Linked DNA regions of Homo sapiens: region 2 is linked to region 1. A link is an interaction called in ENCODE POLR2A ChIA-PET data of the cell type or tissue named here. Cell type or tissue: HepG2. All regions are shown on one strand. Each heading gives the region's core, and the rest is flanking DNA. Links, peaks and the distances in the headings are about the cores only.

Region 1 (16,348 bases), core at 6,859-11,858:
CATTTAGCAAATATAGAGGTATTTCTATGTTAGTGTGTACAGGCCCATCTTATGTCTCTAAATTGATCTTCCACAATAGGGATACTTAGAAGACAAAGTGGCACAGTTCTTTCCTAGGAAGGAATGTTTAGCCTTCCATGCATGAGAGTGCCCATTTCCCTACATCTAAGCCGACACTGTTCTTACGAAATGTGTCTATCTTTACCAATGTAATAGATGTTCCAATTTTCATTTTTAAAATTGACGCTCTTTGATCTGCCTTCATGTTCCTATGGATAGTTTAACCCTGAAAAGGTTAAACTTTCAGATCGTGAAGCAGGTGTCTCCTGCTCATAGTGACAGGAGAAATGGAAGAATGACCAGCTGTGTGACAAACCAAAACTCCAGGGACCTAGACATCTAAGGGGTGTGCCCACCTAGACATCCGAGGGGTGTGCCCACTTAGACATCCGAGGGGTGTGCCCACCTAGACAACTGAGGGGTGTGCCCACCTGGACAACCGAGGGGTGTGCCCACCTAGACATCCGAGGGGTGTGCCCACCTAGACAACCCAGGGGTGTGCCCACCTAGACATCCGAGGGGTGTGCCCACCTAGACATCCGAGGAGTGTGCCCACCTAGACATCCGAGGGGTGTGCCCACCTAGACAATCTGAGGGGTGTGCCCACCTAGACATCCGAGGGGTGTGCCCACCTAGACATCCGAGGAGTGTGCCCACCTAGACATCCGAGGGGTGTGCCCACCTAGACAATCTGAGGGGTGTGCTCACCTAGACATCCGAGGGGTGTGCCCACCTAGACAACCGAGGAGTGTGCCCACCTAGACATCCGAGGGGTGTGCCCACCTAGACATCCGAGGGGTGTGCCCACCTAGACTATCTGAGGGGTGTGCCCACCTAGACATCCCGAGGGGTGTGCCCACCTAGACATCCGAGGAGTGTGCCCACCTAGACAACCGAGGGGTGTGCCCACCTAGACAACCGAGGGGTGTGCCCACCTAGACATCCGAGGGGTGTGCCCACCTAGACATCCGAGGGGTGTGCCCACCTAGACAATCTGAGGGGTGTGCCCACCTAGACAACCGAGGGGTGTGCCCACCTGGACAACCGAGGGGTGTGCCCACCTAGACATCCGAGGGGTGTGCCCACCTAGACAACCGAGGGGTGTGCACACTTAGATATCTGAGGGATGTGCTCACTGTTTTCTCATGGGACGGCTAAGCAAATGAAAAATATTTGTAAAAACTGAATTCATAATGAAGCTTACTGATCGGAACAATAAAAGAAAATGGTTTGACAGTGGCTAAACTGTACAGGGCAAGACTCTGATGCCAGAACAGTGGGCGCGGCAAGGATCATGCACAATATTGACACTCACAGAGGCAGAGGTCCTCGCTGTGCCTCTCATCAATATAGGAAATCTTACAATATTTGCAAGGGAAAATGTTCTGGTGAATCCAATCTTAGCAAATTTACAATGGAAATGTGAAAAAATGAAAACGGTTCATCTTTAATATGTAGAAAACTGACCAAGAAACAGAAGTTAGCTTAATGGAGTTTACTCCAGAAACTCTATTCTTGGTAAAGAATCATCAGTGATCTAATTCTGGACACTACACATGGGTTTTTGCATGGGCATGTGCTTTCATGTCTCTCGGGTAAATACTTAGGGGTGGAATGACTGGATCATACGGTGGGTGTAAGTTTTGACATACAAATGCATCCCTGAAGCAATCACCACAACCCAGAGAGTGAACACGTCCGTCACTCCCTAAAGTTTCCTTGTGGCACTTTGCAATCCCTCCAGCCTGTCCCCTCTCCTGCCCCAGGCAATGTCTGGTCTGCTTTGTCTCATATCAATTTGCTTTTCTCATAATTTTATATAAATGAAACCCTATAGCAAGCCCTTTTAAAAATCAATCTTCTTTCACTCAGCATAATCATTTTGAGATTCATTTTGTGTATCGGTGATTTATTTCTTTCCATTGCTGAGTATTTCATCACACGGCTATACCACAGTTTGTTTTCCTATCTACCTATTGATGGACATTGGGTTGTTTCCAGTCTGCGCTATTCCAAATGAAGCAGCTATGCGCACTCAAATACAAGGATTTGTATGGGCATACATGTTCATATCTCTTGGCTAACCATGTGTGTGAGGAATGGCTGGTAGGTATATGTTAAAAAGCACTTTTTGAAAAACATTGAGTGTTTTCTCAAAGTGATTGCAACATTTCACAGTCCCATCAGCAGTATATGAGAGTCCCGACTCTTCCACATCCTTGACAAGATTTGGTATGGTCAGCCTTTTTTATTTTCTTTTATTATTATTATACTTTAAGTTTTAGGGTACATGTGCACAATGTGCAGGTTTGTTACATATGTATACATGTGCCATGCTGGTGTGCTGCACCCATTAACTCGTCATTTAGCATTAGGTATATCTCCTAATGCTATCCCTCCCCCCTCCCCCTATCCCACAACAGTCTCCGGAGTGTGATGTTCCCCTTCCTGTGTCCATGTGTTCTCATTGTTCAGTTCCCACCTATGAGTGAGAACATGTGGTGTTTGGTTTTTTGTCCTTGCGATAGTTCGCTGAGAATGATGGTTTCCAGTTTCATCCATGTCCCTACAAAGGACATGAACTCTTCATTTTTTATGGCTGCATAGTATTCCATGGTGTATATGTGCCACATTTTCTTACTCCAGTCTATCGTTGTTGGACATTTGGGTTGGTTCCAAGTCTTTGCTATTGTGAATAGTGCCACAATAAACATATGTGTGCATGTGTCTTTATAGCAGCATGATTTATAATCCTTTGTGTATATACCCAGTAATGGGGTGTCTGGTCAAATGGTATTTCTAGTTCTAGATCCCTGAGGAATCGCCACACTGACTTCCACAATGGTTGAACTAGTTTACAGTCCCACCAACAGTGTAAAAGTGTTCCTATTTCTCCACAACCTCTCCAGCACCTGTTGTTTCCTGACTTTTTAATGATCGCCATTCTAACTGGTGTGAGATGGTATCTCACTGTGGTTTTTATTTGCATTTCTCTGATGGCCAGTGATGATGAGCATTTTTTCATGTGTTTTTTGGCTGCATAAATGTCTTATTTTGAGAAGTGTCTGTTGATATCCTTCACCCACTTTTTGATGGGGTTGTTTTTTCTTGTAAATTTGTTTGAGTTCATTGTAGATTCTGGATATTAGCCCTTTGTCAGATGAGTAGGTTGCGAAAATTTTCTCCCATTTTGTAGGTTGCCTGTTCACTCTGATGGTAGTTTGTTTTGCTGTGCAGAAGCTCTTTTGTTTAATTAGATCCCATTTGTCAATTTTGGCTTTTGTTGCCATTGCTTTTGGTGTTTTAGACATGAAGTCCTTGCCCATGCCTATGTACTGAATGGTGTTGCCTAGGTTTTCTTCTAGGGTTTTTATGGTTTTAGGTCTAATATTTAAGTTTTTAATCCATCTTGAATTAATTTTTGTATAAGGTGTAAGGAAGTGATCCAGTTTCAGCTTTCTATATATGGCTAGCCAGTTTTCCCAGCACCATTTATTAAATAGGGAATCCTTTCCCCCTTTCTTGTTTTTGTCAGGTTTGTCAAAGATCAGATGGTTGTAGATATGTGGCATTATTTCTGAGGGCTCTGTTCTGTTCCATTGATCTATATTTCTGTTTTGGTACCAGTACCATGCTGTTTTGGTTACTGTAGCCTTGTAGTATAGTTTGAAGTCAGGTAGCGTGATGTCTCCAGCTTTGTTCTTTTGGCTTAGGATTGACTTGGCGATGTGGACTCTTTTTTGGTTCCATATGAACTTTAAAGTAGTTTTTTCCAATCTTGTGAAGAAAGTCATTGGTAGCTTGATGGGGATGGCATTGAATCTATAAATTACCTTGGGCAGTACGGCCATTTTCATGATATTGATTCTTCCTACCCATAAGCATGGAATGTTCTTCCATTTGTTTGTATCCTCTTTTATTTCATTGAGCAGTGGTTTGTAGTTCTCCTTGAAGAGGTCCTTCACATCCCTTGTAAGTTGGATTCCTAGGTATTTTATTCTCTTTGAAGCAATTGTGAATGGGAGTTCACTTATGATTTGGCTCTCTGTTTGTCTGTTATTGGTGTATAAGAATGCTTGTGATTTTTGTACATTGATTTTGTATCCTGAGACTGCTGAAGTTGCTTATCAGCTTAAGGAGATTTTGGGCTAAGACAATGGGGTTTTCTAGATATACAATCATGTCATCTGCAAACAGGGACAATTTGACTTCCTCTTTTCCTAATTGAATACCCTTTATTTCCTTCTCCTGCTAATTGCCCTGGCCAGAACTTCCAACACTATGTTGAATAGGAGTGGTGAGAGAGGGCATCCCTGTCTTGTGCCCGTTTTCAAAGGGAATGCTTCCAGTGTTTGCCCATTCAGTATGATATTGGCTGTGGGTTTGTCATAAATAGCTCTTATTATTTTGAGATACGTCCCATCAATACCTAATTTATTGAGAGTTTTTAGCATAAAGCATTGTTGAATTTTGTCAAAGGCCTTTTCTGCATCTATTGAGATAATCATGTGGTTTTTGTCTTTGGTTCTGTTTATATACTGGATTACATTTATCAGTTTGCGTATGTTGAACCAGCCTTGCATCCCAGGGATGAAGCCCACTTGATCATGGTGGATAAGCTTTTTGATGTGCTGCTGGATTTGGTTTGCTAGTATTTTATTGAGGATTTTTGCATCAATGTTCATCAAGGATATTGGTCTAAAATTCTCTTTTTTGGTTGTGTCTCTGCCAGGCTTTGGTATCAGGATGATGCTGGCCTCATAAAATGAGTTAGGGAGGATTCTCTCTTTTTCTATTGATTGGAATAGTTTCAGAAGGAAGGGTACCAGCTCCTCCTTGTACCTCTGGCAGAATTCGGCTGTGAATCCATCTGGTCCTGGACTTTTTTTGGTTGGTAAGCTATTGATTATTGCCACAATTTCAGAGCCTGTTATTGGTCTATTCAGAGATTCAACTTCTTCCTGGTTTAGTCTTGGGAGGGTGTATGTGTAGAGGAATTTATCCATTTCTTCTAGATTTTCTAGTTTATTTGCATAGAGGTGTTTGTAGTATTCTCTGATGGTAGTTTGAATTTCTGTGGGATCGGTGGTGATATCCCCTTTATCATTTTTTATTGGGTCTGATTCTTCTCTCTTTTCTTCTTTATTAGTCTTGCTAGCGGTCTATCAATTTTGTTGATCTTTTCAAAAAACCAGCTCCTGGATTCATTAATTTTTTGAAGGGTTTTTTGTGTCTCTATTTCCTTCAGTTCTGCTCTGATTTTAGTTATTTCTTGCCTTCTGCTAGCTTTTGAATGTGTTTGCTCTTGCTTTTCTAGTTCTTTTAATTGTGATGTTAGGGTGTCAATTTTGGATCTTTCCTGCTTTCTCTTGTGGGCATTTAGTGCTATAAATTTCCCTCCACACTGCTTTGAATGTGTCCCAGAGATTCTGGTATGTTGTGTCTTTGTTCTCGTTGGTTTCAAAGAACATCTTTATTTCTGCCTTCATTTCGTTATGTACCCAGTAGTCATTCAGGAGCAGGTTGTTCAGTTTCCATGTAGTTGAGCGATTTTGAGTGGGTTTCTTAGTCCTGAGTTCTAGTTTGATTGCACTGTGGTCTGAGAGACAGTTTGTTATAATTTCTGTTCTTTTACATTTGCTGAGGAGTGCTTTACTTCCAACTATGTGGTCAATTTTGGAATAGGTGTGGTGTGGTGCTGAAAAAAATGTATATTCTATTGATTTGAGGTGGAGAGTTCTGTAGATGTCTATTAGGTCTGCTTGGTGCAGAGCTGAGTTCAATTCCTGGGTATCCTTGTTAATTTTCTCTCTTATTGATCTGTCTAATGTTGACAGTGGGGTGTTAAAGTCTCCCATGATTATTGTGTGGGAGTCTAAGTCTCTTTGTAGTCACTAAGGACTTGCTTTATGAATCTGGGTGCTCCTGTATTGGGTGCATATATATTTAGGATAGTTAGCTCTTCTTGTTAAATTGATCCCTTTACCATTATGTAATGGGCCTTCTTTGCCTCTTTTGATCTTTGTTGGTTTAAAGTCTGTTTTATCAGGGACTAGGATTGCAACCCCTGCCTTTTTTTATTTTCCATTTGCTTGGTAGATCTTCCTCCATCCCTTTATTTTGAGCCTATGTGTGTCTCTGCACATGAGATGGGTTTCCTGAATACAGCACACTGATGGGCCTTGACTCTTTATCCAATTTGCCAGTCTGTGTCTTTTAATTGGAGCATTTAGCCCATTTACACTTAAAGTTAATATTGTTATGTGTGTATTTGGTCCTGTCATTATGATGTTAGCTGGTTATTTTGCTTGTTAGTTGCTGCAGTTTCTTCCTAGCCTTGATGGTCTTTACATTTTGGCATGTTTTTGCAGTGGCTGGTACTGGTTTTTCCTTTCCATGTTTAGTGCTTCCTTCAGGATCTCTTTTAGCACAGGCCTGGTGGTGACAAAATCTCTCAGCATTGGCTTGTCTGTAAAGTATTTTATTTCTCCTTCACTTATGAAGCTTAGTTTGGCTGGATATGAAATTCTGGGTTGAAAATTCTTTTCTTTTTCTTTTTTTGGTAGCACAGTGAGTGGAGTTTATTTTTATAATTTGTAGAAAATTGACATTTAGATTTCAAAACTTATATTACAAAATTATCAGCAGCAGTCTTAAGCATTTCAACCATGCTGATAGATTCCACTTTGCTAACACAAACAAGGCTATTATACTATGTTTGAAAAGCAAGACTTGTTCCAAGACGGCCTATTATTATACATCTGCCTCACTGCTCAGGACCCGTTTGTGACTGTGTCTTCTTCCATCTCTTCTTCACCATCATCAGTGGGCCCCAATCTGCGTTCTCTGCCAGGGATCTGACCAGACTGCAGCAACCCCTTCAGCCTCTCCACTTCAGCCAGAGTTGAAGCATTTGCTATAGCATTCTTGATTGCTTCTACATCCCCTGGAGATGGCCCACCTTTCTTTTTGTCAGTTGGCAAACCAGCACCTGGATTAAAAGTTTTGCTTCTCCTGGCAATATCCTTTGCAAGCTGTGCACCCCGTTTGCCCTTGAACATTTTCTCTGCTTCCTGACGCTCTTTAGTTTCACTTTCTGGAAATCCAGTACTCTGATTTGCGGAACTTTATAAATCACATACAATCTGTAATGCTTCTTATTGGTTACTGGATTTCTTAGGATACTTAGGTAAGTCAGCGATTTGAGAGATGCCAGAGGGTCCAGATCACCCAGTTCCACGAGCCTATTATTGGTGAGAATGAGTTCTGTCAGACAGGGCAGAGCCTGATCAAGTCCCTCACCTATACGGCATATTCTGTTTTGTTCACTAACAACGTTTTCAGTCTTCTCAACAAAGGAAAACCATCCAGTTTCCTGATCTCATTGTCAGAAAAATCAATAGCATCAAACTGGTCTAACGTAGCACCTAGATTTTCAATGACGGGAATTTTATACCCCCGGAGGTCCAGCTCCCGGTCGCGCACCGCGCTGGTGTACTGCGCCGCCTGCTCGATCAGCTCCGCCGTCAGCTTGACCATCCTGCGGCCTCCCGTTCCCCCGCGCTGTGGAAAGCTGAAAATTCTTTTAAGAATGTTGAATATTGGCCCCCACTCTCTTCTGGCTTGTAGAGTTTCTGACGAGAGATCCGCTGTTAGTCTGATGGGCTTCCCTTTGTGGGGAACCCGACCTTTCTCTCTGGCTGCCCTTAACATTTTTTCCTTCATTTCCACTTTGGTGATTCTGACAATTATGTGTCTTGGAGTTGCTCTTCTCGAGGAGTATCTTTGTGGCGTTCTCTGTATTTCCTGAATCTGAATGTTGGCCTGCCTTGCTAGATTGGGGAAGTTCTCCTGGATAATATCCTGCAGAGTGTTTTCCAACTTGGTTCCATTCTCCCCGTCACTTTCAGGTACACCAATCAGATGTAGATTTGGTCTTTTCACATAGTCCCATATTTCTTGAAGGCTTTGTTCGTTTCTTTTTATTCTTTTTTCTCTAAACTTCCCTTCTCGCTTCATTTCATTCATTTCATTTTCCATCACTGATACCCTTTCTTCCAGTTGATCGCATCGGCTCCTGAGGCTTCTGCATTCTTCACGTAGTTCTCGAGCCTTGGCTTTCAGCTCCATCAGCTCCTTTAAGGACTTCTCTGCGTTGGTTATTCTAGTTATCCATTTGTCTAATTTTTTTTCACAGTTTTAAACTTCTTTGCTATTGGTTTGAATTTCCTCCTGTAGCTTGGAGTAGTTTGATCATCTGAAGCCTTCTTCTCTCAGCTCGTCAAAGTCATTCTCTGTCCAGCTTTGTTCCATTGCTGGTGAGGAGCTGCGTTCCTTTGGAGGAGGAGAGGCGCTCTGCTTTTTAGAGTTTCCAGTTTTTCTGCTCTGTTTTTTCCCCATCTTTGTGGTTTTATCTACTTTTGGTCTTTGATGATGGTGATGTACAGATGGGTTTTCGGTGTGGATGTCCTTTCTGTTTGTTAGTTTCCTTCTAACACACAGGACCCTCAGCTGCAGGTCTGTTGGAGTTTGCTAGAGGTCCACTCCAGACTCTGTTTGCCTGGGTATCCACAGCGGTGTTTGCAGAACAGTGGTTTTTCATGAACCGCGAATGCTGCTGTCTGATCGTTCCTCTGGAAGTTTTGTCTCAGAGGAGTACCCGGCCGTGTGAAGTGTCAGTCTGCCCCTACTGGGGGGTGCCTCCCAGTTAGGCTGCTCAGGGGTCAGGGGTCAGTGACACACTTGAGGAGGCAGTCTGCCGGTTCTCAGATCTCCAGCTGCGTGCTGGGAGAACCACTGCTCTCTTCGAAGCTGTCAGACAGGGACATTTAAGTCTGCAGAGGTTACTGCTGTCTTTTTGTCTGTCTGTGCCCTGCCCCCAGAGGTGGAGCCTACAGAGGCAGGCAGGCCTCCTTGAGCTGTGGTGGGCTCCACCCAGTTCGAGCTTCCCGGCTGCTTTGTTTACCTAATCAAGCCTGGGCAATGGCGGGCGCCCCTCCCCCAGCCTCGCTGCCGCCTTGCAGTTTGATCTCAGACTGCTGTGCTAGCAATCAGCGAGACTCCGTGGGCGTAGGACCCTCCGAGCCACATGCAGGATATAATCTCCCGGTGTGCCGTTTTTTAAGCCCGTTGGAAAAGCGCAGTATTAGGGTGGGAGTGACCCGATTTTCCAGGTGCCGTCTGTCGCCCCTTTCTTTGACTCGGAAAGGGAACTCCCTGACCCCTTGCGCTTCCCGAGTGAGGCAATGCCTCGCCCTGCTTCAGCTCGTGCACGGTGCGCTGCACCCACTGTCCTGCGCCCCCTGTCTGGCACTCCCTAGTGAGATGAACCCTCAGATGGAAATGCAGAAATCACCCGTCTTCTGCGTCGCTCACGCTGGGAGCTGTAGACCGGAGCTGTTCCTATTGGGCCATCTTGGCTCCACCACCCTGGTCAGTCTTTTTAATTTTAGTCATTCTGATAGGTGTGTGATAATATTTCATTGTGGTTTTAATTTGCATTTGCTTAATGACTGGTGATGTGAAGCATATTTCATGTGCTCATTGTCATCCATATATCTTCTTTGGGGAAGTGTCTGTTCAAATCTTTTGCCTATTTAAAAACTTCTGTTGTCATCTTTTTATAGAGTTTTGAGAGTTCTTTTTACGTGCTGAATGTAAGTTCTTTGTCAGCTGTATGCATTGTAAATGTCTTCTCCAAGTCAGAGCTTGCTTTTTAATTCTCTAAACGGTGTCTTTTGGAGCTCAGCAGTTTTAAACTTTGAGGGAGTACAACTAATCACTGTATTCTTTATTGTTACATATTATTTGGTATATCTATTCATTTATTTAGGACTTCCTCAGTTGTCTCAGCAATGTTTTATAGTTTTGAGTGTGCAGGTTTTTCACATATGTTGTCAGAATTATTTATTTATTTATTTATCAGAATTATTTATAAGTATTTCATATTCTGATACTCAATTGTTGATTCCTAGTATACAGAAATACAATTGATTTTTGTGTGGTTATCATGTATCTTGAAATCATGGATCATGCTTTTGGTGTATGGTCTAAGAGATTTTTGCTTAACCCAAGGTCACAAAAATGTTCTTTTATGTTTTATTCTAGAAATGTTAGAATTTTAGGTTTTTCACTTAGGTTTATGATCCATTTTGAGTTAATTTTTGTATTTGGTATGAACTTGGATTGAAATTTTTTTTTTTTTTTTCCTGAGACATAGTTTCACTCTTGTTGCCCAGGCTGGAGTGCAGTGGCATGATCTCAGCTCACTGCAACCTCTGCCTCCCAGGTTCAAGTGATTCTCCTGCCTCAACCTCCTGAGTAGCTGTGATTACAGGCACTCACTACCACGCCTGGCTAATTTTTTTGTATTTTTAGTAGAGATGGGGTTTCACCATGTTGGCCAGGCTGGTCTTGAAATCCTGACCTCAGGTGATCTGCCCATCTCAGCCTCCCAGAGTGCTGAGGATTATAGGCATGAGCCATCGTGCCCGGCTGAAAATTCTTTGGTATATGATGTCCAATTGCTCCAGCACTATATGTTGAAAAGATTCTCCTTTTTCCATTGAAATGCCTTTGTACCTCTGAAGAAAATCAGTCGTTCATATATGTCTGGCTCTGCTTTTGAGCTATTTTGTTCCTTTCATGTATTTGTTTATCTTGACACCAGTACCACACCATCTTACTGCAAATGGGTTTATAATAAGTCTGGAAATCAGGTAGTATACATCTTCCAACATCTGTGTTTTCTTAAAGCTGTTTTGACGGGTTTAGGTCCTTTGTATTTCCATATGAATTTTAGCATGAGTCTGTTGATTTCTACAATAAAAATTCTGGCCGGGCGCGGTGGCTCACGCCTGTAATCCCAGCACTTTGGGAGGCCGAGGTGGGCGGATCATGAGGTCAGGAGATCGAGACCATCCTGGCTAACAAGGTGAAACCCCATCTCTACTAAAAATACAAAAATTAGCCGGACATGGTGGTGCATGCCTGTAATCACAGCTACTCAGGAGGCTGAGGCAGGAGAATGGCGTGAACCCAGGAGGCAGAGCTTGCAGTGAGCCAAGATTGTGCCACTGCACTCCAGCCTGGACAACAGAGCGAGATTCCGTCTCAAAAAAAAAAAAAAATTCTGCTGAGATTCAGCAATCCCATTACTGGGTATACATGTAAAGGAATATAGATTTCAACAGGAAATCAGTATGTTAAAGAAATATTTGCATTCCTTTGTTCATTGCAGCACTGTTAACAATAGCCAAGATATGGTATCAACCTAAGCATCCATCAACAAGATGAATGGATCAAGAAACTGTGATATATATACACAGTGGAATACTACATAGCCATCAAAAGGAGATTTTATTATTTGTGAAAATGTGGATGAACTGGAGGACATTAGGTGAAATAAGCCAGATACGGAAAGATACATGATGCATGATGTCACTTATATGTGGAATGTAGTAAAGTCTAAGTCATAGAAACAGAGTAAAATGGTGGTTTCCAGAGGCTGGGGGGTGGGAAGATTGGGAGACTTTGGTCAAAGGACACAAAATTTCAGTTATTCAGGAGCAGTAAGTTCAAGACATGTATTACACATCATGGTGACTATAGTTAATAACAATGTATTGTACACATAAAAATTGCCAAGAGAGTGGATTTTAAGTGTTTTTACTATAAAGAAAATGAAATGATAATTATGTGAGATAATGTTAAATAGCTTGATTTAGCCATTCCACAATGTATACATATATCAAAACATCATGTCGTATATCAGAAATATATACAATTTTTGCTTGCCAATTGAAAGAATTAACTTAAAAGAATCTGCTGATGTTTTCATTGTGATTGTGTTGAATTTGCAGATCAATTTGGGAAGACATGACACCCTAACAATACTGCGTCCTCTGAGTCATGAGCTCAGGGTATCTATTCATTTATTTAGGGTACTGCGTCCTCTGAGTCATGAGCTCAGGGTATCTATTCATTTATTTAGGGTACTGCGTCCTCTGAGTCATGAGCTCAGGGTATCTATTCATTTATTTAGGGTACTGCGTCCTCTGAGTCATGAGCTCAGGGTATCTATTCATTTATTTAGGGTACTGTGTCCTCTGAATCATGAACTCAGTGTATCTATTCATTTATTTAGGGTACTACATCCTCTGAGTCATGAGCTCAGGGTATCTATTCATTTGTTTAGGGTACTGTGTCCTCTGAATCATGAACTCAGTGTATCTATTCATTTATTTAGGGTACTGTGTCCTCTGAGTCATGAGCTCAGGGTATCTATTCATTTATTTACGGTACTGCGTCCTCTGAGTCGTGAGCTCAGGGTATCTATTCATTTATTTACGGTACTGCGTCCTCTGAGTCATGAGCTCAGGGTATCTATTCATTTATTTAGGGCTGCTTCAATTTCTCTCAGCAATGTTTTGTAATTTTGAGTGTGCAGGTTTTTCACATATTTTGTCAGAATTATTTCTAAATATTTCATATTCTGATATTCAATTGTTGACTGCCAGTATACAGAAATACAATTGATTTTTGTGTGGTTCCCATGTATCTTGAAACCATGCCAAGTTCATTTGTTAATTCTGGTGCTCTGTTTGTAGCTGCCACTGGATTTCAACATAGACAATCAAGTCTTCTGTGAATAAAGACAGTGTTATTTCTTTCTTTCTTTATTTTTGAGATGGAGTCTCGCTCTGTCTTCCAGGCTGGCGTGCAGTGGCACAATCTTGGCTCACTGCAACTTCTGCCTCCCAGGTTCAAGTGATTCTCCTACCTCAGTCTCACGAGTAGTTGGGACTACAGGCATGTGCCAGCACGCCTGGCTAATTTTTGTATTTTTAGTAGAGATGGGGTTTCACCATGTTGGCCAGGCTGGTCTCGAACTCCTGACCTCGGGTGAACCACCCAACTCGGCCTCCCAAAGTGCTGGGGTTACAGGTGTGAGCCTCCATGCCCAACCTTATTTATGTTTTTCTATCTGAAAGCCCTTGTTTTTCTTGCCTTATTTCACAGTACAATGCTGAATGGAAGTGGTGAGAGTGGACATTCTTGTTCCTGAGCTTAAGCATGAAAAGCTTCAGTCTGTTGCCATTAAGTGTGATGTTAACTGTGGGTTTTTCACAAATACCATTTATTAGGCTGAGGATATTTTATTCTCTAAGAAAAATATAGAGGTTTATATTTTTGCTAAGAGGTTTATATTTTTATTTTTTACACAGTAATGAGTGTTGAATTTTGCCAGCTTTTCCTACATTTATTGAGATGATCATGTAATTTTTCTGTTTTTACTTTGTTAATCTGGTGTATTAAATAAACTATTTTAGAACAACTTTAGATTTATAGTAGTCACAGATTGTTACAGATTTACTCCTCTAGTTTGAGACTATTTCTCAGTCTTTCTTTGCTCTTATATGACCTTGACAAATTTGAGGGATAGTTAGGTATTTTGTAGAATATCCCTCCATTTGAATTTGTGTAATATTTTTCTCATGATTATATTGGGATTATGAATTTTGGGAAAGAGTCTCATAGAGACAAATTATCCTCATCACATCCTATCAGGAGTCTACAACATACATATGACAACAGTGATGACATTAACCTTGATCCGTTGGTCAGGGCAGTGTTTTCTGGGTTTCATCACTGTTCGCTTTCTATAAGTGCTTCTTTAGAAGTGAGCCACTCAGTCCAGCCCATTCTCTGTAGTGATGGTGGTTGGGGGTGTTGGCTCCACCCCCTGCAGATGGCAGGAGTTACACATAGTATTTTTAATTTTTCTGTATGAAAGATTTGTCTCTTATTATTCATCTATTCATTATATTAGTGTAGAGCCCTAATGTATATTTATTTTATACAGTGGACTATAAACCAATATGACATTATATAATTTGTTGCTCACATTTTTCCAGCTTTGCCCATTGGGAGCCCTTTCATATTGGCTCTTGAGTCCCTTTGACATGCCTTCATCATTTTTTAAATTAAAAAATTATTACTAATTTATTTTTATTTTATGGAGATAGGTTCTTTCTATGTTACAGCCCAGGCTGGTGTGGTCTTGAACTCCCGGCCTCAAGCAATCCTCCTACCTCAGCCTTCCAAAGTGCTGGGATTACAGGTGTGAGCCAGTGCACCTGTGGCTTCATTCCCGGCTTCATTTCATTTGTTGAGCACATCCTTCCTTTCTGATATAATAAGGTGCTACAGGCTCATTTTGCATTTCCCCTGCTTCAACCCTGGAATCCACCATTTCTCTAAAGTAATCTGGTTTTTTCACTGGAAAGTGTTTTTTTAGAAACTAAGATCTGGACACTGGGTGTGCTTGTCAATACTGAGATGTATTACTTCTAAGCCCTCAAAGCTGGATGAGACAGTTAGGTAATATATGTTGTATACTAACCCATGTACACACATGTATCTATTATTGTTTTTGTATCTATCCATTTTATATATATATAAAGCTAAATGAGAGTTCACAATAATACTTTCACCTCTTATCCAGTACCGCAAGATTTAGTTTATCCTTTTCTTGCTTCCAATACTTTTTTTTTTTTGAGACAGAATCTTGCACTGTGGCTCAGGCTAGAGTGCAGTGGCGTGTGATCTCAGCTCACTGCAACCTCCCCCTCGTGGGTTCAAGCGATTCTCCTGCTTCAGCCTCCCGAGTAGCTGGGACTATAGGCGCCCACGACCACGCCTGGCTAATTTTTTGTATTTTTAGTAGAGACGGGGTTTCACCATGTTGGCCAGGCTGGTCTCGAACTCCTGACCTCGGGATCCGCCCACCTTGACTTCCCAAAGTGCTGGGATTACAGGCGTGAGCCACCGTGCCCAGGCCCATTAAATTTTTTTTTTTTTTTTTTGAGACGGAGTCTCATTCTGTCGCCCGAGCTGGAGTGCAGTGGTGCGATCTCAGCTCACTGCAAGCTCCGCCTCCCGGGTTCATGCCATTCTCCTGTCTCAGCCTCCCGAGTAGCTGGGACTACAGGTGGCCGCCACCATGCCCGGCTAATTTTTTTTGTATTTTTTAGTAGAGATAGGGTTTCACTGTGTTAGCCAGGATGGTCTCGATCTCCTGACCTCGTGATCCGCCCGCCTCGGCCTCCCAAAGTGCTGGGATTACAGGCGTGAGCCACCGCGCCTGGCCCCATTAAATAATTTTTAAATGTTTAACTGACACTGCACTCCTGGGATAAACTCCACTTTAGTCATGTGTATTATCCTTTTAATATGCTGCTGGACTTCTCTTATTTATTTATGTATTTATTTTATTTAGAGGCAGGGTCTCATTCTGTCATCCCAGCTGGAGTGTAGTGGTGCAATCATAGGTCACTGCAGCCTTGAACTCTTGGGCTTAAGCGATCCTTTCATCTCAGCCTCCCTAGTAACTGGGACTACAGTCATGTGTCGCCACACCCAGCTAATTTTAATGTTTTTAGTAAAGACGGGGTTTTGCCATGTCGGCCATGCTGGTCTTGAATTCCTGGCCTCAAGTGATCTGCCCTCCTTGGCCTCCCGAAGTGCTGAGATTACAGGCGTGAGCCACTGCACCCACCCACAATTAATTTTAAAGTATTCTCGTTACTTGAAAATCTGTACCCTTAGCTTCCTGGCCCCCACCAAATTCCTTCCCAACTTCACCGGCAACCCCCCCACCCTAAACAACCACTAATCTGTTATTTTTGTCTGTAATCTTTCTGTTCAGTAATCTTTCTGTCTCTGTAGATTTGCCTGTTCTGGACATTTCATATTAATGAAATCGCACAACCTGCGGTGCTTTATACGTGGCGTCTTTCATTCAACATACTTTTTTTTCAGTTTCATCCATGTTGTAGCACATATTAGCACTTCATTTCTTTGTATTTTTGAGTAATATTTCATCGTGTGGATATACCACATTTTATGGATATTTGGATTATTTCCAGCTTTTTGGTTATTATGGATAGTGCTGCTATAACCACTCATATACAAGCTTTTCTGTGAGCACATGTTCTCATTTCTCTTGAGTGTATACCTAGGAGTAGATTTGCAGGATCATATGGTTAACTCGATGTTTCACCATTCCAGGACTGCCAAACTGTTTTCCAAAGTGCCTGCACTATTTTACTTCCTCCTCAGCAGTGTATAAGGGTTCCGATTTCTCCACAGCCTCATTAACACTTGCTATTATCTTTTTCATTACCAGTAAGTGGCATCTCATTCTGGTTTTGATTTGCATTTCTCTCATGACTAATGATGTTGAGCATCTTTTCATGTACTTATCGGCCATTTGTATATTTTCTTT
Region 2 (16,348 bases), core at 6,675-11,674, 620 kb before region 1:
AGAAATGTATTTCTCATGCTCTGGAGGTCAGGAAGCCCAAGGTCAAGGCACCAGCAGGTTCAGTGTCCTGGTGAGACTGCTTCCTGGTTCGTAGGCGGCTGTCTTTTCCCTGTGTCCTCACGCAGCAGAAGGGATGGGAGAGCTCTCTGTGCTCCCTTGTGTAAGGGCACTAATTCCATTCATGAGGCCCCACCCTCATGACCTAATCACTTGCCAAAGGCCTCAACTCCTCATACCCAGTAACATCACATTGGGGATGAAGTTTCACCATACGAAGCTGGGGGGAACACAAACCTAGTGTATGATATGTGCCTTTATGATAAGTCTCAAAATCAGGTAGTATCAAGCCTCCAACTTTGTTCCTTTTCAAGGTTGTCTGGCTGTTCCAGGTCTTTCTTCTTACATGGATTTTAGGTCATGTCAGTCTCTACAGAAAGCCTGTTGGGATTTTGATTGGGATTACATTGAACCTATGGGTCGGTTTAAGGGAGAATTGGAGAATTGAAATCTTAATAATAATAAGTCCTCCAGCCCTTGAAAAGGGTATGTCTCTCCATTTATTTGCATCTGTTTTCATTTCTTTTAGCAATATTTTATACTTTTCAGTGTATAGGTCTTATAGATCTTTTGTCAGTTATACCTATTTAAAATTTTTAAATGGCTGTTATAAACAGTAAATTTAACTTAAATTTCTAATTGCTTGTTTCTAGTATTTATAAAAAGCAATTGATTTTTGTATGTTTACCTTGTATCCTGCAAGTCTCCTAAACTGAATAGCTCCAGTAGCTTCTCCTAGAGTCTGTAGAATTTTCTACATATATAATCATTGATTCAAAGAATGACAGTTTTAGGTTGGGTGTGGTGGTTCACACCTGTAATCCCAGCACTGTGGGAGGCCAAGGCAGGCGGATCACCTGAGGTCAGGAGTTTGAGACCAGTCTAGCCCACATGGGGAAACCCCATCTCTACTAAAAATACAAATAATCAGCCGGGCGTGGTAGTGGTCACCTGTAATCCCAGCTACTTGGGAGGCTGAGGCAGGAGAATTGCTTGAACCCAGGAGGCGGAGGTTGCAGTGAGCCGAGATCACGCTACTCATTCCAGCCTGGGCGACAGAGCAAGCCTCCGTCTGAAAAAAAAAAAACCAAAGACAGTTTTACTTCTTCTTCTCTTATTTGGATGCTGTGTATTTGTTTTCCTTGCCTTCCTGCGCTGGTTGGAACTTGTGTGCCAGTGTGGAATAGAAGTGGTGGCAAGTGCTGCACTGGCTTTGTCCCTGGTCTTAGGGGCAGGGCTGTCAGTCCTGAGCGAGTTAGTACAGCGTGGGTGGTAGGTTCCGTAGTGGCCCTCTATCAGGTTGAGGAGATAGATTCTTATTTTAGTGAGTTTTTAATCAAGAATGGATATGGGGCCAAGTGTGGTGGCTTACACCTGTAATCCCAGCACTTTGAGAGGCTGAGGTGGGAGGATCACATGGGCCCAGGAATTTGAGGCTTCAGTGAGCTCTGACTGTGCCACTGCACTCCAGCCTAGGCAACAGAGCAGAGTCTCTAAAAAAAAAAAAAAAAAGAAAGAAAGAATGGGTGTGGGATTTTGTCCCATGCTTTTTTTTTTGGCTTCTTTGGTATTCTCTAGTGGTTTTTACAAAAATTTTTTTAGACAGAGTCTCACTCTGTCACCCAGGCTGGAGTGCAGTGGTGCCATCTCAGCTTACTGCAACCTCTGCCTCCCAGGTTCAAGTGATTCTCATGCCTCAGCCTCCTGAGTAGCTGGGATTACAGGCGTGCACCACCACTATGCCTGGCTAATTTTTGTATTTTTAGTAGAGGCAGGGTTTCATCATGTTGGCCAGGCTGGTCTCGAACTCCTGACCTCAGGTGATCCACCCACCTCGGCCTCCCAAAGTGCTGGGATTACACACGTGAGCCACCGCGCCCGTCCTCTCTAGTGTTTTTCTGTTCTCTATTTCATTGATTGTTGGATTGTTGCTGTGATTTTTTTATATTGACTTAAAGATTGTATCATAAAATTTTCATTACCTTATGCCAGCCTTAATATTTCTGAATGTAAGGTTAGTTATTTTATGTGGTTTTCTTTCCTGCAGGACCACAAGCAGACGGTGTCACTTTGCACTTGAACACGTCATCCACTTAGGTGTAAAAGGTATTACTTTTATAGAATGATAGTGTTACATCTTCACAGAGTATTTTTATAGGCTTCATGTAAAATTTTGTGTAAAATAGTCTCTTCAGTCATAATATTAGAAGTAAAACTTTTGTTATATTCATGTTTTTAATTTTCTATCAAGTTTTAGTGTTTTCTTACTATTTCAACTTAGTGAATAACTAATAATAGCATGCTTAAATAACCGAAAATAAATTTATCTTGCTCGCTTTTCCCTTCATAAATGTAATTTATGAATTTTTACAGATGGGCAAATAAAGGGCTTTGTTGTGAAGAATATGCAGTACTAATAATGCTATAATTTAGAAACAGTATAACAGGCAGGTTAAGAAAGGAAGGGAATAGAATATTAATTGCTTTAGGGTCAGCCATAAACAACCTCTATTAATATTTTTTTAGCTTTTTAGTTATACCCGTGCTCTTACCATTTTTTGTTTTAAAAGTGTTGTTTCCAGAAGAAATTATTTTACAGTCTCCACAAGTGACGGGAAATTGGAACCATGCACAAGACACCAAAAGCAGTGGACAGTCCACCAGCAAAAAGGTAGTGCTCAGCAATGTGGCTTTCTCTACACAGGGGATGGCTCAGCGACGTGGCTGTCTTTACATAGGGGGTGGCTCAGCGGCGTGACTGTCTCTACACAGGGGATGGCTCAGCGATGTAACTGTCTACACAGGGGGTGGGCGTTTCCTTCTCGGAGTATTAGCGCTTAGTTGACTGGAGTATTAGAGCAGTGTGGTTCACAAATAACTCAAAATTGCAGTTAAAATAAAGTGAACTAAAATATTCAAAAATAGATTTAGTGTAAAGTTTATATGCAAGGGCTAAGATGCAGGGCTAAGATGGCTACAATATATTAAATAGGGGAAGCAAAGTACAGATGTTTATATGACCTTAGAGTTGGGTTTTTTCTTTTTCTTTTTTCTTTTCTTTCTTTTTTTTTTGAGACAGAGTCTCGCTCTGTCACCCAGGCTGGAGTGCAGTGGTGCAATCTTGGCTCACTGCAACCTCTGCCTCCCAGATTCAAGTGATTCTCCTGTCTCAGTCTCCAGAGTAGCTAGGACTACAGGCATGTGCCATCACACCCAGCTAATTTTTGTATTTTTAGTAGAAACAGGGTTTCACCATATTGGTCAGGCTGGTCTCGATCTCCTGATCTTGTGATCCACCCTCCTCGGCCTCCCAAAGTGCTGGAATTACAGGCGTGAGCCACCACACCCGGCCTTAGAGTTTTATTTTTAAATTATATGGTTTATGTGTACACTTAGGTACATTTATGTGATTGTGTATGCATGGAAAATGTCTGGAAGGATACACACCCCGCAAATTGTTAACATTTGCAAACTTTGTGAATGTTGCAAAGATATTTTATAAAAACTTCTAGGCCGGTCGCAGTGGCTCACGCCTGTAATCCCAGCACTTTGGGAGGCCGAGGCGGGCAGATCATGAGATCAGGAGTTCAAGACCAGCCTGGCCAAGATGGTGAAACCCCATCTCTACTAAAAATCCAAAAATTAGCCGGGCATGATGGTGTACACCTGTAATCCCAGCTACTCAGGAGGCTGAGGCAGGAGAATCACTTGAACCCAGGAGGCAGAGGTTGCAGTGAGCCGAGATCACGCCACTGCACTCCAGCCTGGGCAATAGAGCGAGACTCCATCTCAAAAAAAAAAAAAAAAAGCTTCTATAATCCAGTCACTCCATAAATAGTAATATAGTGCCTATTACATGCCAGGTATTGTCCTGGGCTCTCAGTATATTTTTGTGAATACAATAGAAGTGGTTTTATTTATCTTCATGTTTCTAGTAACAAGAAAATCATCTGTGTCATGGTGGAGCTTACAACTTATTTTGTGCTATTCAAATTTGGTTTTATGAGCATGTTTTCAATGTATAACATGAATTTTTAAATTATATCTAATACTCAAAAATGCTCACCATTTTATAGTTCCTCCCCCAAAATGCAAAAATGATAGGTTTAGAATGCCTATACAATCATGGAAAATACGACAAATGAAGCAGCAAGAGGTTATCCTTGAAAGTCATCTGTGGCATATTTCATAGTTGATCTCTTTTTTGTTCTGCAAATAGAAAAGAGTCTTCCTTGGACAGTGCTTTTCTTCTCCGTCATCACCTCATTACTGGTTCATTCTACTGCCTGATTCTCGGGGAGAGTCTGTGGTGCAGATGGCATGTGAGATCAGGGAGGTGTTACTATTTAGGTGGGCACATTCCTAATTGACTGTAGGTTTTAAAACCTGAAACTTTATCTTCTTATGGATTAACTAGATTGAAAATAAACTCAAGAATATTTCATATGTCAACCAAGATAGAATTTCAGGGACCAGATTTATCTTCCTTCCTGAAACAATAAAAAATCAGACAAACTATATGGAACAACAATTTCAGACATTAACATCAGCTATCATAGGACAGGGATTCCTGAGAGAGGAAACAAATGAGGTGACCTCATGGTTTTCCCAACTCACAGCCTTCCGAGAGTGTCTAGGCCAGAGAGCACCAAGAGGGAGCCCAGGCGGAGTGCAGTGACCTGAGTACAGAGACAGCATTTGGAAGGGTGGGGAGGACAAGGGGGATAAAGCTGACAGAGTAGAGTGCTGGGGAGAGGGCAGGGGACAGAGAGCAGCTGGGCACCTACAGAGATTCCTTCTTGAGTTTTCAGCTGAGCATTGATCAGTGCATGATGTGAGTAAAATACCCAGGCCTGGAAAAGAACCAGCTGGAAGGAGGAGCAAGAACAATCCTTAAAAGTTGACACAGTGCCAGAAATAGCTGTGCCCACAGCCAGAGAAGAAAAACCTCGTAATTCACATGTAGAATCCATGGGAGGGTGTTGTCTCAGGAGCGTAGAAAGTCCAGCCTTTGACTGAAGGCTGCTCCGGCCCAGACTGACAAAGTATGATAGCCTCAAAAGAAGCAAGCTGTTCCCAAATAATTGGATTACATCCCAGAACAAAGTTTAAGAATATTTATAGGAATATAAAATTATCCAGCACCCAGCAAGGTATAAAATGGACACTGACATCTGGTTACAAAATGAAAAAGTGAAAAACGTAACCCAAAAGGAGAAAATTTAGTCAATTGGAACCAACCCCCCCGAAATAACATGGTGGAATTAGCAGACAAGGACATTAAAACAGTTATAAATATGTTCCATGTGTTCAAGAAAGTAGAAGACATGAGCAGGTTAAGTGGAGACACGAAAGATATATAAAAGACAATTTTATCTTCTAGGAATGAAAAATTCAATGCCTAGAATGAAAAATATATTGGACAGAATTATCAGCAGACTAGACAATGCAGAAGGAAAAATTAGTGAACTTGAAGACGGAGCAATAGAAACTATCTAACATGGAACAGAGGCGGAGGCTGCAGTGAGCCGAGATCGCGCCACTGCACTCCAGCGTGGGCAATAGAATACAGCAAGACTCCATCCCAGAAAAAAAATTAGCTGGGTGTGGTGGCATGTGCCTGTAGACCTAGCTACTCAGGAGGCTGAGGCAGGAGAATCGCTTGAAACCAGGAGGTGGAGATTGCAGTGAGCCAAGATCATGCCACTGCGCTCCAGCCTGGGCGACAGAGCAAGACTCTGTCTCAAAAAATACATATGTATATACACATATATATATTTTATATATATACATATATAAATATACATATTTTATATATATACATATATAAATATACATATTTTATATATATACATATATAAATATACATATTTTATATATACATATATAAATATACATATTTTTATATATACACACATATTTTATATACACATATTTTTATATGTATACATATATGTATCTATGTATATGACACATGTATATGAGACCAAGAGGGTTCATCCCAGGAATGGCTTAACATTCCAAAAATAAATGTGTAATATACCATATTAACAAACTGAAAAGGAAAAACCATATAATCATGGCAGTAGACTTGGAAAAAGCATCTGACAAAATCCAGCATCCATTCCTGATCAAAATTCAGCAAACTAGAAATAAAAGGAAATTTCTTTTACCTACAAAAACCTACTTAGTGATAACTGAATGTTCTTTGCTTGTAAGATCAGGATCAGGGCATGTTTCCTCAGCATTTCTGCCCAGCATTGTGCATTGTAGACAGGCAATGAAGCAGAAAGAACAGGCATCCGCATCCTGTAGAAAGTCTGATGGAGGCCGGGTGTGGTGACTCGTGCCGGTAATTCCAGCACTTTGGGAGGCTGAGATGGGAAAATCACTGAGAACAGCCTGGGCAACATGCAAGACCCTGTCTCTATTTTTAAAAAGTTTAAAAATTAGCTGGGCATGGTGGCACACACCTGTAGTCCCAGCTACTCAGGAGGCTGAGGCAAGAGGATCCCTTGAGCCTGGGAGGTTGAGGCTGCAGTGAGCTGTGATTGTACCACTACACTCCAGCCTGAGTGATGAAGTGAAACCCTGTCTCAAAAAAAAAAAATAGAAAAGAAAAAAAATCTGATGGAATCTAAAATGAAGCTGTTAGAACTAATAAGTGATTTTGCAAGATACAAGATCAGTGTAGAAAAATAAGTTGTATATATATTTCCAGTAAACACTCAGAAATTGTTTTTTGGTGTTTTGTTTGTTTGTTTTGAGACAGTCTCGCTCTGTTGCCCAGGCCGAGGTGCAGTGGCGGATCTCGGCTCACTGCAACCTCCGCCTCCCAGATTCAAGCAGTTCTCCTGCCTCGGCCTCCTGAGTAGCTGGGATTATAGGTGCGTGCCACCACACCCTGCTAATTTTTGTATTTTTAGTAGAGACAAGGTTTCACCATGTTGATCAGGCTGGTCTCAAACTCCTGACCTCATGATCCGCCCACCTCAGCCTCCCATAGTGCTGGGATTACAGGCGTGAGCCACCATGCCAGGCCTGAATTTTTTTTTTTTTTTAAGTAGCACCTAAATGTTTTAAACATTAGGGATACATCTGACAAAAGATGGGCAACAAAAGACGTAAATCAATGGAGGGAGATATTAGTATCTCTTGGGCCGGAAGATTCCATATTATCAAGTTACCTGTTTTACCTCACGTGGTCTGTAAATGCAGGGCACGCGCAAAACATGGACCTGGGTCCATAGCTCACAGCGCAGACAAAAACTAACTTACTCTGCGGTTTATAGCCGCAATGTCAAGCCTAAAACTATGCATCTAGGAAACAGCATAGAAGAACATCTGCACGTCCTCTGTTTGGGCAAGGATTTTTTTTTATGTGACACTAAGAGCATGACTTACAGAGAAATGGATAAATTGGACTTCAGTGAAATTAAATATTTTGCTGCTGAAAAGACATTGTTAGACAGTAAGGTACAATGGCATACACTTTTAGTCCCAGTGACCCAGGAGACTGAGGCTGGAGGATCTCTTGAGCCCAGGAGTTCCAGGCTAGCCTGGGCAACATAGAAAAACTCTGTCTCAAAAAAAAACAAAGAAAAAAAAAAGACACTGGTAAGACAATGAAAAGTGACAGACTAGAGAAAATATTTGCAAATCACATCTGATCAAGAACTTGTATTCGGAAAACATATGAAAGTACTCTACAAACTGCCTAAGAACTCAATTTTTTATAATGGATCAAACACTTGAACACTTTACCAGAGAATACATACAGATGGTAATAAACACATGAAAGATGTTCAACATCATTAGTTGTTAGGGAAACACAAGTTAAACCACAATGAGGTACCACTGAACACCTGCTAGAATGGCCAGAAATTGAGTTGGGCCATCTGCGCGTTGGTGAGCCCGTGGGGCCGCTGGCACGTACCCTGCTGTGGGAATGGGGAGTGGCACACCACTGTGCAAAAGGTGTTTTTAAGAAGCTGGACGCGCACCTGCCATACAACCCAGCCATTTCTCTCTAGAGAGATGAAGACATAAGGCCACGTGAGGACCCATACACAAAGTTCACAGCAGCTGGGTTTTTAATCACCAAAAACGAAACAACCCAGTGTCCGTGAGCAGGTGAATGGATAAGCAAGTTGCATTGTGTTCGTACAATGGAACATGACTCAGCAATACAAGGAGCAAACTGTTGACATGCAACAACACAGGTGGCTCTCCAATGAATCACACTGTGTGCATTTATATGAAGTATGAAGTTCGAGAGCATGTGAGCCAGCCAGTGCCACTGGAGGGGCTGCGGCACAAGGCGGCTCTGGGGACTGACAGGTCTATTTGTCATCTTGATTGTGCTGATGGTTTTATGGGTATGTGCACGTCAGACTTGTCAAGTCACACACTTTAAATATGTGCACCTTATTGTATGTCAGTCACACTCTGCAAAACACAATGGTTGTGGGAGGAGGTTATAGGCATAACCTTCTAGACCATGGGTGTCCAATCTTTTGGCTTCCCTAGGCCACGTTGCAAGAAGAATTGTCTTGGGCCACACATAAAATTCACTAACACTAATGATAGCTGATGAGCTGAAAAAAATATGTATCACAAAAAAATCTTATAGTGTTTTAAAAAGTTTACGAGTTTGTGTTGGGTTGCATTCAGAGCCATCCTAGGCTGTATATAGTCCATGGGCCGCTGGTTGGACAAGCCTGTTTTAGACTAAAACTTAGCAATGTGTGTAAATTTTTTAACGTGAAACTTTTTTTTTTTGAGACAGAGTCTTCCTCTGTCCTCCTAACTGCAGTGTAGTGTCGCAATCATGGCTCACTGCAACCTTGACCTCCTGGACTCTAGCAGTCCTTCCACCTCAGCCTCCTGAAGTGCTCAGATTATAGGTGTGAACCACTACCCCTGGCCCCAGAACTTTTGATTTTATAGATTCCAGAATCTATCCTATGAAAATAATGAAGTTATTTAACAAAGAATTACAGATCATAATGAAAAAAATTGAAAATCCCACTGGTTCAGGACAAATACTACTTACATTGGAACACACAGAAAACCAATTCTTGTGTAGGATCCTTTTTTTTTTTTGTTTTGAGACAGAGTCTCGCTCTGTCGCCAGGCTGGAGTGCAGTGGCACGATCTTGGCTCACTGCAGCCTCCACCTCCCGGGTTCAAGCTATTCTCCTGCCTCAGCCTCCCGAGTAGCTGGTGGCACCACGGCCAGCTAATTTTTGTATTTTTAGTAAAGACAGGGTTTCACCATGTTGGCCAGGATGGTCTCGATCTCTTGACCTTGTGATCTGCCCGCCTCAGCCTCCCAAAGTGCTGGGATTATAGGCGTGAGCCACTGCGTGCAGCCTTTTTTTTTTTTATGAGTTTGGGGGGTCTCTGTCACCCAGGTTGGAGTTGGTCGCCCAATCTCCACTCACTGCAGCCCCGCCTCCTGGGCTCAAGTGATCCTCCCACCTCAGCCTGCCAAGTAGCTGGGACCACAGGTGAGCACCACCATGCCCGGCTAATTTTTTTTTTTTTTTTGTATTTTTGCTAGAAACAGGGTTTCACCATGTTGCCCAGGCTAGTCTTAAACTCCTGGGCTCAAGTGATCCACCTGTCTTGGCCTCCCACAGTGGTGGGATGATAAGCGTGAGCCCCGTGCCCGGCCTGGTGCAGGATCTTGCCTGACGTCAACAGGCAGCACTGGCACTTTGCACACTCTCCAGGCCCGTGAGACCCAGAGCCCTGGGCTGTACCCTTGACTGTCCCCTGCAGGTTCCCCCACTGTCCAGCCTGGAAAGCAGGTAGGATGTACCAAGGGAAGATGATATTAATAAAATAAAATTTAGTCCTGTGCTTTGGTTTCATCACAAATTTTAGTTTATTTCTAAAAGCAAGTTTAAAGAAAAAAGCACAAACTTTTTTAGCAGTTTTTTATCTGATCGTTTGTTTTTTCTTTATTTTTCAAAGGGTCTGACCTGTGATCCATCCAAAGAGCTGTTAAATAAATATACTAAGTAGAACACTAGATGTTTACGTTTGCTCTTTCAACCAAGCCAGTGTAAACACAGCTGTTTTTTTAAAACATTTTTCTGCCTGATAATTTCTAGAATAGGAAAACAATGACGGACCAAGCTGAGCATGGAACAGAGGAGAGGCGTGTTGGTGACAAGGACCTGCCGGTGCTGGCACCCTTTACTGCAGAGATGAGCGATTGGGGTATGTGCTCATGAGGGGCAAGGAGAAGAGCAACTCTGAGACTGTCGCCTGGAAAACGGGGACTTTGAGGAGTGGGCTCTCATGCAGAAGGAAGAACAGTAGGGGGCGTGTGGCCTGTGACAGGCGGCTGCCGTCTCCACCCTGACTGGAGACTTGGTGTTTTAGCTTAGATACTTTAAGAAGACTTTTAGATTCTGGGTTGTTTTTTTCCAGGTACTCTGCAGATGTGGACATTTTTTAATCCAGTCTCTAATATTTGAGTGTGATCTCTAAAGCCGCAGAATCGGTTGACAGCCTGTCATTTTCCTCTCAGCAGCTGCATTCGTTCTCCTGACCCTCTTTAACAAAGCACAGACAGGTTGAGTGCAGGGCTCACACCTGTCATCCTAACACTTTTGGGAAGCTAAGGTGGGCAGATCATATGAGCTCAGGAGTTCGAGACCAACCTGGACAACATGGCGAAACCTTGTCTCTATAAAAAAAAAAAAATACAAAAATTAGCCAGGTGTGGTGGTGGGCGCCTGTGGTCCCAGCTACCCGGGAGGCTGACGTGGGAGGATCGCTTGAGCTCAGGAGATGGAGGTTACAGTGAGCTGAGATTGTGCCACTGTACTCCAAGCTGGGTGACAGAGCGAGACCCTGTCTCAAAAAAGAAAAAAAAAATGCAAACAGATTATTAAGAGGAATGCCCTGTGCGCATCTTACCCCTGGTCACACTGAAGAGCTACTCCCTGTCTGTGACTCTGATTTAGCCTTTGCACAGACGTGCTGACGCCTGACCTAGGTGAGGACGTGTCCACAGCTGTTGAGAGCTGTTTGCATCTAACTGAAACTTTCTTCACTTTGAATACAGTAGATGAAATTCAGACCCCTAAAGCAAGAAAGATGGAGTTTTTCAACCCAGTGCTAAATGAAAATCAGAAGTTAGCAGTTAAAAGGATTCTGAGTGGTGACTGCCGTCCCCTCCCGTATATTCTCTTTGGACCTCCTGGTACTGGAAAGACAGTGACAATAATAGAGGCTGTTTTACAGGTAAGGACAGCGGCGCCGCGGGTGCTGTGGCTCTGTGCTGCTGTTCATGTGTCGTCTGTGTCTTCAGGAAGTGTGAGTTTAGATTGTAGAATCAGACAGTTGGAAAGAGCTTGAGAAATACCAGTTATTTCATAATGTTAAGTCTGTTTTTGTGGATATGTAGGGATTTAAAAGCTTATTTCATAGGTTTAGAAGGAAACTCATTTTTAGCCTGGTAAACTATTTTATCTGAATCATGACATTTTGCTGCAGAAAAGAAGTTACTCTTATAGTAGCTACAGCCACCATTCCACAGAAGTTTTAGATATCTTCATTTGTAATTGAAGTTAAGTTTATGAAACTATTGTCTACAGATGCTTCTTAACTTTTGATGGGGTTACAACCCAATAACCCATCGTAATGGGATTTGGGAAGCCTGTTTCAGGTTCATCAAGGCATGATCCCTTGTCAGGTGAGGAGCAGACTGACTGGGGATGGTCTTCACACCATCATAAAGTCAAAAAAGCGTTAAGTCAAACCATCATAAGCCGAAGACCATCTACATTTAGCGTCATTCAGGATTCAAATTAGCAAACAGGTATTGAGCGCACAATTGTACCACACGCCAGATGTGTGCAGATGAATCTGACTCTGTTTCTGCCCTGAAAGGTGGTTTAGAATCTTAGAGAGTGCGGAGAACCTTCCCACCTAACCCATGCTTTGGCAGCAGTGTGATGAGGCAGAGTCGTGGCCCAGGTCTCAGTGTGTTGGGGGCTGGCATCTGAGCCCATGCAGCTGAGTCCCTGCACCCGAATGTGTGTGTTGAGGTTAGACTCCTGGTTTCCACCTTGCGGTGTGGATGTTGAGCCTTGGTCTCTTGTGTGTCTTTGATGAAGGTACACTTTGCCTTGCCGGACAGTCGGATTTTAGTCTGTGCGCCCTCCAACAGTGCTGCTGACCTCGTGTGTCTGCGGCTGCACGAGAGCAAGGTGCTACAGCCGGCCACCATGGTCCGGGTGAACGCCACCTGCAGGTTCGAGGAGGTGAGCCCTTGGTGCAAGCAGTGGGGGGCACCAGAACCCCTCCCTGGAACATAGGAAATGCCAAGTGGACAGGGGAGGGCAGGGGTAGGAGGGTGGGCACAGAGGCGCCACAGAAAGCTGTGTTTGAGAAATGGCTCTGCCATGGGCCCTCCCTCACCGCTAAATGGTGGAGCTTGATTGCTGACTATTTCATCACATTCTCACTCTGTGTGAGTTATCACACCTATTGTGGGCATTCGTAGCATTGTAAAATTATCACATTCCTCTTTTATTTAATCCCCAAACGTCTTGTTACTTTTTAAGTAGTTTTGTTTTGTTGGTTTGGTGTTTTTTGTTTTGTTTTGTTTTTTTTTTTTGAGACGGAGTCTCGCTGTGTCGCCCAGGCTGAAGTGCAGTGGCATGATCTCGGCTCACTGCAAGCTCCGCCTCCCAGGTTCACACCATTCTCTGGCCTCAGCCTCCCAAGTAGCTGGGACTACAGGCACCCGCCACTGCGCCCGGCTAATTTTTTGTATTTTTAGTAGAGACGGAGTTTCACCGTGTTAGCCAGGATGGTCTCGATCTCCTGACCTCATGATCTGCCCGCCTCGGCCTCCCAAAGTGCTGGGATTACAGGCGTGAGCCACCGTGCCCGGCCTGGTTTGGTTTTAAGTATTCCTTTAAGTTGCTGGTTTGGTTATAGAGCGAAGTATTGCTTTTATTTTTTTGTTTGTTTGAGACAGAGTTTTTGCTCTTGTTGCCCAGGCTGGAGTGCAGTGGTGTGATCTTGGCTAACTGCAACCTCCGCCTCCCGGGTTCAAGCAATTCTCCTGCCTCAGCCTCCTAAGTACCTAGGATTACAGGTGTGTGCCACCACATCCAGCTAATTTTGTATTTTTAGTAGAGACAGGGTTTCACCATGTTGGTCAGGCTGGTCACGAACTCCTGATCTCAAGTGATCCACCCGCCTCTGCCTCCCAAAGTGTTGAGATTACAGGCTTTAGCCACTGTGCCCAGCCTGAAATATTGCGTTTAAAAAAGACATTGAAAATAGCTGGGCGTGGTGGCATGCGCCTGTAATCCCAGCTACTCCGGAGGCCGAAGCAGGAGAATCACTTGAACCTGGGAGGCAGAGGTTGCAGTGAGCCGAGATTGCACCATTGCACTCCAGCCTGGGCGACAGAGCAAGAGCAAGACTCCCTCTCTAAATAAACAAACAAACAAACTGAATAGAAAATGTACAAAGTTGTTTTGGGGAAGGGTCTGCAGGATTATGTGTTATATTTGTGGCTCTAGAGTTGATAAAACATGGACTGAATTGATAAGGAAGTATGAGATATTTTGAGAAAAAAACCTTAAATCATGACTTAGACGTAACTAAGAAGTGGTACCAGGGCAAGGTTCCCTTTTGGAATTCTGCTTAATAATTGGAGGAGTAAACTAACTCTACGCCTCCTTGCCCCCAGATAGTTATTGACGCCGTCAAACCGTATTGCAGAGACGGAGAAGACATCTGGAAAGCCTCACGCTTCCGGATAATCATCACCACATGCAGCAGCTCAGGGCTGTTTTACCAAATAGGAGTGAGGTGAGCCCCGGGCATGGAGCGCGGCATGGGGCCTCCCAGGGCAGAGGTCGGAGTCCTCTCCTAGCTTCTGTCTGAGGGGCGGATGACCCAGAGACTCAGTGCTCAGGGAGGGAGGCAGGGCTGTGGGCGAGAAAGGCTGGTTGGGGAGGGCCGTGCCTGAATGGAGCTGGGGAAGCCGAGACCCCAAGGACTCGAAGGAGCCAGCAGTGGGATGGGCAGGCAGATGGACTGGCCCATGCAGAGGCCCCGCGGTGGGGGAGCACTGAGGTCTCCCCAAAGGAGACTGTAGAGCCAGAGCCTCGTGAGCAGGAACGGCCTGAAAGGGGTGGTGAGGGGGAGGCCTGGCGGGCTGTGGAGGGGCCTTTGGACGACCTCTGGTGAGCCGGGAAGCCAGTGAAGGGCTTCTGAGCAGGAGAGTGAGTCTCTTGGAGTGGGCGTGGGGAGGCAGGCTGCCTAGGAAACGGCTGGGCTCTGTAAGGTCAGACCCTGGGGGCCATTTGTGTCCCTGGCGCTGGGGGCTCTTCAGGGGAGACAGGCGGAGGAGATGGATTGTGGGGTGCCGGCTGTCATAGGAGGACCTCCCCTGGGGGCTGGGAGGAAGAGCTTCGAGCCCAGGGAGGCTGAGTGAGGACCAAGGCACTCTCAGACCCCAGTGCAGGGGGGTGGGGTCGGGGAGGCAGCAGGCAGCTCCCTCTCAGTGCATAGAGCCAGACAGTGTCGGGGGCACAGGCTGAGGGTGAGAGAGGGAGAAGCCAGGGCCTCTGAGGGAAGCCCCACCCTCCCTGACGGCCTGGAGACAGGTCGCTCTGAACAGTGTCCAGCGTCACAGTGGTCGTGACCCTCCCTGACAGCCTGGAGACAGGTCACCCTGGACAGTGTCCAGCGTCACGGTGGTCGTGAGGGTGACCACAGGAGGTGGTCCGTCAGCTCCACATGGAGCAAAGGCACAGCCAGCCACGCCTATCACAGCGTGTCACGGATGGTTTCATCGGCGCGTTTAACTCTCTCACATACATGATGTCCTTTCATCATGAGATTAGTAGAACGTGATTGATGAGACACTTTACATTTTTTTTGGTTCAAGTCTTCAAAATCCACCATGTATTTTACACTTAGAGCATGTCAGGTTTCAGACTAGCCACTGTGCGGTGCCCGAGAGCCGTGTGTGGCTACCGGATTGGACAGCACGGATCTGAACAAGACAGGGATTTTTTTTGTTAATGTGTGTTGATGAGTCAAAGGTCAAGAGCCGAAGAGCCAGTCCTCACTGGGGTGCAGAGGGCTCTTTGGGGGCAGAGCGGGCACTGCATGGACCCTGCACCCTGGAGCTGATGTTCAGGTAGTGGGAGGAGGTGGCCGGCCAGGGCAGGCCGCTCTCTCAGAGGCACTCTGTGCAGAAGCAGGGAGGGTGCTGCAGGCCGCTCTCTCAGAGGCGCTCTGTGCAGAAGCAGGGAGGGTGCTGCAGGCCGCTCTCTCAGAGGCGCTCTGTGCAGAAGCAGGGAGGGTGCTGCAGGCCGCTCTCTCAGAGGCGCTCTGTGCAGAAGCAGGGAGGGTGCTGCAGGCCGCTCTCTCAGAGGCGCTCTGTGCAGAAGCAGGGAGGGTGCTGCAGGCCGCTCTCTCAGAGGCGCTCTGTGCAGAAGCAGGGAGGGTGCTGCAGGCCGCTCTCTCAGAGGCGCTCTGTGCAGAAGCAGGGAGGGTGCTGCAGGCCGCTCTCTCAGAGGCGCTCTGTGCAGAAGCAGGGAGGGTGCTGCAGGCCGCTCTCTCAGAGGCGCTCTGTGCAGAAGCAGGGAGGGTGCTGCAGCCCAGCTGCAGAGGCCCCACAGCGTTAGTTGGCCACTGGGGGCGGCTGGAGTGGGGAGGGGCACTTCAAAGGGCAAAGAAGTAGCAATGTCATCTGGCAAAAGTGACATTAAATAACTGCAATTAATACAGAATTGAAACCTAAATACTTACATTCTAGGAAAGATACATAATGTTAATTTTTTTCAACAGAAATAGGGACATGAGATGGGGAAATGGCAGTTTGCTGATTTCCACATCTTTCACTGGGAGGGGTTCACGGTGTCACTTGTGAAATCCGTGTCTTGAGAGTTACACATTGATACCTGAAGTGAAAGGTGTCAGCTGACCGTGAGTGGATGCAGGACATGTTGGGCCCAGCACTGCTGTAAGCAGGAGCCCGCCCCCGCACAGGTCTGACCACAGGGTCTCACCCCACAGTGGGACACCTGAGGCTCAGAGGTGATGGATTTGCCCAGCATCTAGGGTTGGAGAGGGGAGATCCTGGAATCAGCAGTGAGAAGGGTAAACGTGGGCTCGGCAGTGAGGACGGTGCGGGCCCAAGGTGCGTCCTGTTGAGTGTTGGCGTGGCTCCGGACACTCTCTCTGCCCCATACCTGCTTCCTCAGGCATCAGGACATGTTTCTGCCCCAAGAGCATT

Evidence for each region. ChIA-PET counts read pairs that join two places held together with the same protein. Peaks named below come from ENCODE experiments on the same cell type or tissue, not always from the same donor. Only the 100,000 strongest peaks of a DNase experiment are listed, where the experiment ranks them.
Region 2: POLR2A ChIA-PET joins it to region 1 with 5 read pairs; 1 of 35 experiments calls an interaction of 5 or more read pairs at or near these places.

Annotation. Positions count from the first base shown.
Region 1 is chr22:50,747,835-50,764,182 of GRCh38, forward strand. It overlaps the pseudogene SNRPA1P2 and the pseudogene RPL23AP82. Among named protein-coding and RNA genes, the nearest start is that of ACR, 18 kb to the left of the region's middle. In HepG2, for the core only: a CTCF peak has its summit at 9,374; a DNase peak (open chromatin) is centred at 9,387; H3K4me3 peaks cover 996 bases.
Region 2 is chr22:50,131,903-50,148,250 of GRCh38, forward strand. It overlaps MOV10L1 (Mov10 like RNA helicase 1), which reads left to right. Exons shown (of 27, transcript NM_018995.3): 14 at 2,105-2,163; 15 at 2,628-2,728; 16 at 10,179-10,287; 17 at 11,141-11,319; 18 at 12,195-12,341; 19 at 13,787-13,908. Among named protein-coding and RNA genes, the nearest start is that of PANX2, 31 kb to the right of the region's middle. RefSeq lists a silencer at 7,976-8,160. In HepG2, for the core only: a CTCF peak has its summit at 10,386; DNase peaks (open chromatin) are centred at 7,314, 8,239 and 8,899; H3K4me3 peaks cover 1,106 bases; H3K27me3 peaks cover 1,508 bases.